Linked DNA regions of Homo sapiens: region 1 is linked to region 2. The links are chromatin loops, found by intact Hi-C in ENCODE. Cell type or tissue: mammary epithelial cell. All regions are shown on one strand. Links, peaks and the distances in the headings refer to the core of each region. The heading gives the core; the rest is flanking DNA.

What was found. A loop is a pair of places that touch in the nucleus more often than their neighbours do. Peaks named below come from ENCODE experiments on the same cell type or tissue, not always from the same donor. Only the 100,000 strongest peaks of a DNase experiment are listed, where the experiment ranks them.
Region 1: it touches region 2 in a loop (2.4-fold over the local background); 11 of 110 quality-filtered maps call a loop at or near these places.

The regions. Positions count from the first base shown.
Region 1 is chr10:13,967,723-13,970,530 of GRCh38, forward strand. The region is part of intron 2 of FRMD4A (FERM domain containing 4A); the gene reads right to left. Among named protein-coding and RNA genes, the nearest start is that of FRMD4A-AS2, 22 kb to the right of the region's middle. In mammary epithelial cell, for the core only: no CTCF peak of the experiment used is centred there; a DNase peak (open chromatin) is centred at 1,589; H3K27ac peaks cover 242 bases.
Region 2 is chr10:13,798,529-13,801,336 of GRCh38, forward strand. The region is part of intron 4 of FRMD4A (FERM domain containing 4A); the gene reads right to left. Among named protein-coding and RNA genes, the nearest start is that of FRMD4A-AS2, 190 kb to the right of the region's middle. In mammary epithelial cell, for the core only: no CTCF peak of the experiment used is centred there; a DNase peak (open chromatin) is centred at 1,263.

The DNA of each region.
Region 1 (2,808 bases), core at 307-2,806, 170 kb after region 2:
GCTAATATCAGAAATCACGTGTTAAGAATACAGATTGTGTAGGCTGAGCGCAGTGGTTCACAGCTATAATGCCAGCACTCTGGGAGGATGGGGCAGGCAGATGGCGTGAGCCCAGGAGTTTGAGACCAGTCTGGACGACATGGCGAAACCCCATCTCTACAAAAAATACAAAAATTAGCTGGGCGTGGTGGCGCATGCCTGTGGTCCCAACTACTTGGGAGGCTGAGGTGGAGGATCCCCAGAGCCCAGGAGGTCGGGGCTGCAGTGAGCCATGATTACACCACTGCACTTCAGCGGGGGCGCTTAAGACATTTTATACATATTTAAAGTGGCTCCCCAGTGATCCTGATGCTGCCTTTTGCTATGTGCAGAATGAGGCCCCTTCAGTTCAGTGGCTCCGGGTGGACTGCACATTAGTATCAAAAACCTTTAGACCATCCCAACACCTAAGCCCCGGATCAACTAAATCAGAACCGCTGGGAGTCAGGACTGAGTATGGGTGTGTTTAAAAAGTTCCCTAGGTGAACTCATCCAGAGCCATCAGCCATCGCCTTAGCCAATGAAGACACCGCAAACTACAAAAAAGTACTGCTTAAAATCGCTAATAAATAAATACACTCAAGATGAGTCTTTCCCAAGATCAAAGACAGCTAAAATACAATATTTCAACAAAAACAACATTTCACATTTGTATCTTTCTTAGTCTTTGTGACACACTTTCACATCCATCGCTTATTTTATTTTTTTGAGACGTAGTCTCACTCTTCTCACCCAGGCTGGAGCGCAATGGTGCGATCTCAGCTCACTGCAACCTCCACCTCCTGGGTTCAAGCGATTCTCCCGCCTCAGCCTCCCGAGTACCTGGGATTACAAGCATGTGCCACCATGCCCGGCTAATTTTTTGTATTTTTAGTAGAGATGGGGTTTCTCCATGTTGGTCAGGCTGGTCTTGAACTCATGACCTCAGGTGATCCACCCACCTTGGCCTCCCAAAGTGCTAGGATTACAGGCGTGAGCCACTGCACCTGGCTCCATCACTTATTTAATCCCTACAATGCATGAAGCTATCATTCCCATTCTGTAATGGAGAAAGCAAAGGCTAGGAGTGACTAACAGATTTTTTTTTTGAGGGGGGAGTGAAGTTTTTCTTGAGCAAAGGTAGCTGCTCTCTGCACTTTTCTCAAATCCTCTATTTGTTGAAATGCAGTTCTTGCGTTCTTGGCTCTTTCCTGTGAGACTATGAAGAATGGAAAATGGCCCATGTATTATTACAGATATGTCTTTAAAACGGCCCTGGTTGGCAGTAGAAAGGAGGGCTGGGGAAGGTAAATGCTGACCATGGGTTGGTAATCTTGGACCTCCTGCAGACCACCCCAGCCTGGTCTTGCTCTGGGCCGCCTCTTCTTCTCCCAGGCCCCTCGGCCTGGCTCTGCAGGCTGCTAACCAGTCCTTGTTCACTGAGCCTCCCAGGTTGGTGAATTGGTTTAGACTTGCCATCCTGGCTGCCTTCCAGACCCACCCATGGGGATTACCTCCCAGCTGCCTGGGTTGGACATATCTGCCCCCAAGGGCCTGGCTTGGCCAGAGACCACAGACAAGCACGAGGCGTGGTTAGCCTTTGAGCCCCAAACGCCTATGATGGGGCCAGGCACCTATCTGCTGCTGAGGACCTGTCTGCAGAGTTGAACTGAGTCATGCTTGAGCAGGAATGTATTCTTTTTCCAGGCCCGGTGGCCAATCATTCAGCACTCTCTACAGTATACTTACGACATTAATGGAAATCCTAAAAAATGGCCCCTGAGGCGGGGCTAGCCCACCCTGCTTAGTTGATTTAAAAGACAAAGAGTGCCAGATGTGGTGGCCGACACCTGTTATCCCAGCGCTTTGGGAGGCCGAGGCAGGAGGATCACTTGAGGACAGGAGTTCAAGACTAGCCTGGCCAACGTAGTGAGACCCCCATCTCTACAAAAAAATTCTAAAAAATAGCTGAGCATGGTGACATGGTCCCAGCTATTTGGGAGGCTGAGGTGGGAGGATCATCTGAGCCCAGGGAGGTTGAGGCTGCAATGAGTCGTGATTGCACCACTGCACTGCAGCCTGGGTGACAGAGCAATAACCTGTTCCCTCCCCCACCAAAAAAAGAAAGAGATGAAATGAAAGTGAGAGGTGGAGGCCAGAAGCCAGGGCTTCAAAACTCATTTGTAATCACTGGAAAGACAGAATCATCTTGACTAAGTAATTACCCCCACATACCCAGCTTGGGGACTTTTGACTCTAAATCACGGTTTCAGAAAAGCTTCAAATGGACAAACCAGCCACATTACTGCTTGAATCTCCCAGCTGGGGGATTTTTTTTCCCCCAGGATTCTTTCAGATTCACAGCTTGTCATGGGAAATCTTATGTGAACTTTTCGGATGCTGGTCAAATTTGGAAGGATTTCTCTAAAAGTTTCTTTTATATATGATCTATGACAGACACACTTGATATTTAGAGTGAAGCTTTTAGGTACGTGCCCTTCAAGCACGAGAATTCTAGAAAAGTCTTCAGAAGCCATGTAAAGGGTCTACCCCCCGCCTGCCCAGGGGCAGGTGAAGAAGCAGGAGCAGGGGTCCTGCGGGGCTGTGCCCATCTGTGAAATCAACCCGACACCCTTGGGCACATCTTCCAGGGCGCCTCCCTCCCCTGAAAGTCCAGACATTCCAGGAGGAGGGGTGGAGCGAGGGGACGGGTGGTTTAGCCAGTGCGTTTTATTAAGGAATTATAGACCACCAAATTACACCTAAAAATACAAAGGCCAGCTGTGCATG
Region 2 (2,808 bases), core at 52-2,551:
ACACGGTGAAACCCTGTCTCTACTAAAAAATACGAAAAATTAGCCGGGCATAGTGGCAGGCGCCTGTAGTCCCAGCTACTCAGGAGGCTGAAGCAGGAGAATGGCATGAACCTGGGAGGTGGAGCTTGCAGTGAGCCGAGATGGCGCCACCGCACTCCAGCCTGGGTGACAGAGCGAGACTCCGTCTCATAAATAAATAAATAAATGGAAGAGAGTATTGTAAGTAAAATAACAGGAGCAACTTCTTCCAGAAAGCTGGGATAAATTCTGTTCTGACTAGAACACAAGATCAGGAAACAGAAGGCCTGGGTGCCAATGTCATCTCTGCCCATGCCTGATAATGCCCCACAGGTTCCATGATATTTCAAACTTCTGTTCCTTAGCTCATGCTGTTCCTTCGTCCCAGTAGGCCTTTCCCTTCCTTCTTCCCCAGTGAGGTCCGGCCCATCCCGCAGGACTCAGCTCTCACGTCTCCGCTCCAGAAAGTCTTCCCACACCACACACCGGGTGGGATGGGGGGGTCCTCCTCCGACCCTTACAGCACCCACCCTAGGGGCTCACCCATTTCTGCACTTCCCAGTCTACAGAACTTGCTCTCTATGCATTCATTTTCCCCAGCTGACTTTTTAAAATTTATTTTTATTTTTTAGATGGAGTCTTGCTCTGTTGCCCAGGCTGGAGTGCAGTGGTGTGATCTAGTCTCATTGCAACCTCCGCCCTCCGGGTTCAAGTAATTCTCCTGCCTCAGCCTCCTGAGTAGCTGGGACTACAGGCGCAGGCCGCCATGCCCAGCTATTTTTTTGTATTTTAGTAGAGACAGGGTTTCACCGTGTTGCCCAGGCTGGTCACAAACTCCTGAACTCAGGCAATCCACCTGCCTCGGCCTCCCAAAGTCCTGGGATGACAGAGGTGAATGACTGTGCCCAGCACCAGTTGACTTTCTATATCTGGAAAATGCCACGAGATCTACCTCATGAGGAGAAAGTGTGCATGTCTGGTCAACTGGAAGGTGTCAGACAAATTATCTTAAGCTGCAACCACTTCCTTCCTGCCTCTGAAAATGCCCCCAACTCTGTGGGTCTTCTCTTGGGGCTCAGCCTCCTGCGAGTACACCATGTGTATGGCATGCGCCTGGCCTTCACTCATGCTGCCTCTCCTCCTTGGAACTGGAGAACTGTCTCTCCATCCCTTTATCTGAATGTTTAGCCATTGTGCAAGGCTGAGTTCAAGTCTTACTTTCAGTGAAGTCTTCCTTGATTGCCTAAGTCTGGGGTTTCTTTCAAACTTCTCCAGGGCTTCTGGTGTGTGTCATCTTCAAGGCATTTGGCATAATCTTGTACAATTAGTTATTTTTAAAAAATATGACCTAGGCTGGGTGAGGTAGCTCACACCTGAAATCCCAGCACTTTGGGAGGCTGAGGCAGGCGGATCACGAGGTCAGGAGTTCGAGACCAGCCTGACCAACATGGTGAAACCCCATCTCTACTAAAAAAAAATACAAAAATTAGCCAGGCGTGGTGGCACATGCCTGTAATCCCAGCTACTCAGGAGGCTGAGGCAGAAGAATTGCTTGAATCCAGGAGGCAGAGGTTGCAGTGAGCTGAGATGGCACTACTGCACTCCAGCCTGGGTGACAGAGCGAGACTCCATCTCAAAAAACAAAACAAACAAACAAAAAACATGACCTATCTCTCAACGATCAGTTTTCAACATTTACAGAAATTATCCCCCAAAACCTAGCACAGTGTATAGCAACTGTTAGGTGCTCAAAAGAAGTATTTGCTCATTGATTTGAATGACTGCCTGCAAGAGCAAGCCATCCAATGACAATGTAGGCTTAAATATTCATCTTTTGTCTTACCATATTTTATGATAAACAGTCTGATGGGAATAACCTTTTCATTATTCTCACAAGACAAGGCTTTCAATCACCCACAGACTGGAATGATACAAAAATACAGTGATTTTTCTCTGGCCACCAGCTCAAAGAATAAGGAGGACCTGAGAGAGAGAGAGAGAATATTCCATTTGTGGAATATTCAAGATTAGTCAATGGTCCAGGCTTGAGATATCCTCATACCACTCCACTGGCATATGAGTGACCACACACACTGCAAGAGATTAGACTTAGGTCCCTGGGGGTCACCATTCACATGTGATGAACTTCAAGGTGGGGACATGTCGCATGAAGGGACACAGACAGATGTCATTTGGATTCCAGTCTGTTGGGTTTACGCACTGCCAATTCTTCTTCATCCACAGAGGACAAACAGACAGATGGATTCCCCCTCTAGAAAACTTTATTCCCCACATTAAACTGTCTAAAAGAATGACTTTTTAAGCCATGAATCTGACTGGCAATTCCTTTGTTCCCGGCCATCTATTGGTTTAACATTTATCAAGCAATTAAATAGACTAGAAAGGAAAGTAAGAAAATGGGCCAGGTACAGTGGCTCATGCCTGTAATCCCAGCACTTTGGGAGGCCATGGCAGGTGGATCACGAGGTCAGGAGATCGAGACCATCCTGGCCAACATGCTGAAACCCCGTCTCTACCAAAAATACAAAAACTAGCCAGGTGTGGTGGCACGTGCCTGTAGTCCCAGCTTCTTGGGAGGCTGAGGCAGGAGAATCGCTTGAACCTGGAAGGCAGAGGTTGCAGTGAGCCGAGATTGCACCGCTGCACTTCAGCCTGACAACAGAGTGGGGCCCTGTCTCACTGACAACAGAGTGGGGCCCTGTCTCAAAAAAAAAATGGTCAGGAAGCAAAGAGAACATGGAAGCTGGAATGACACCTATATGATCCTAC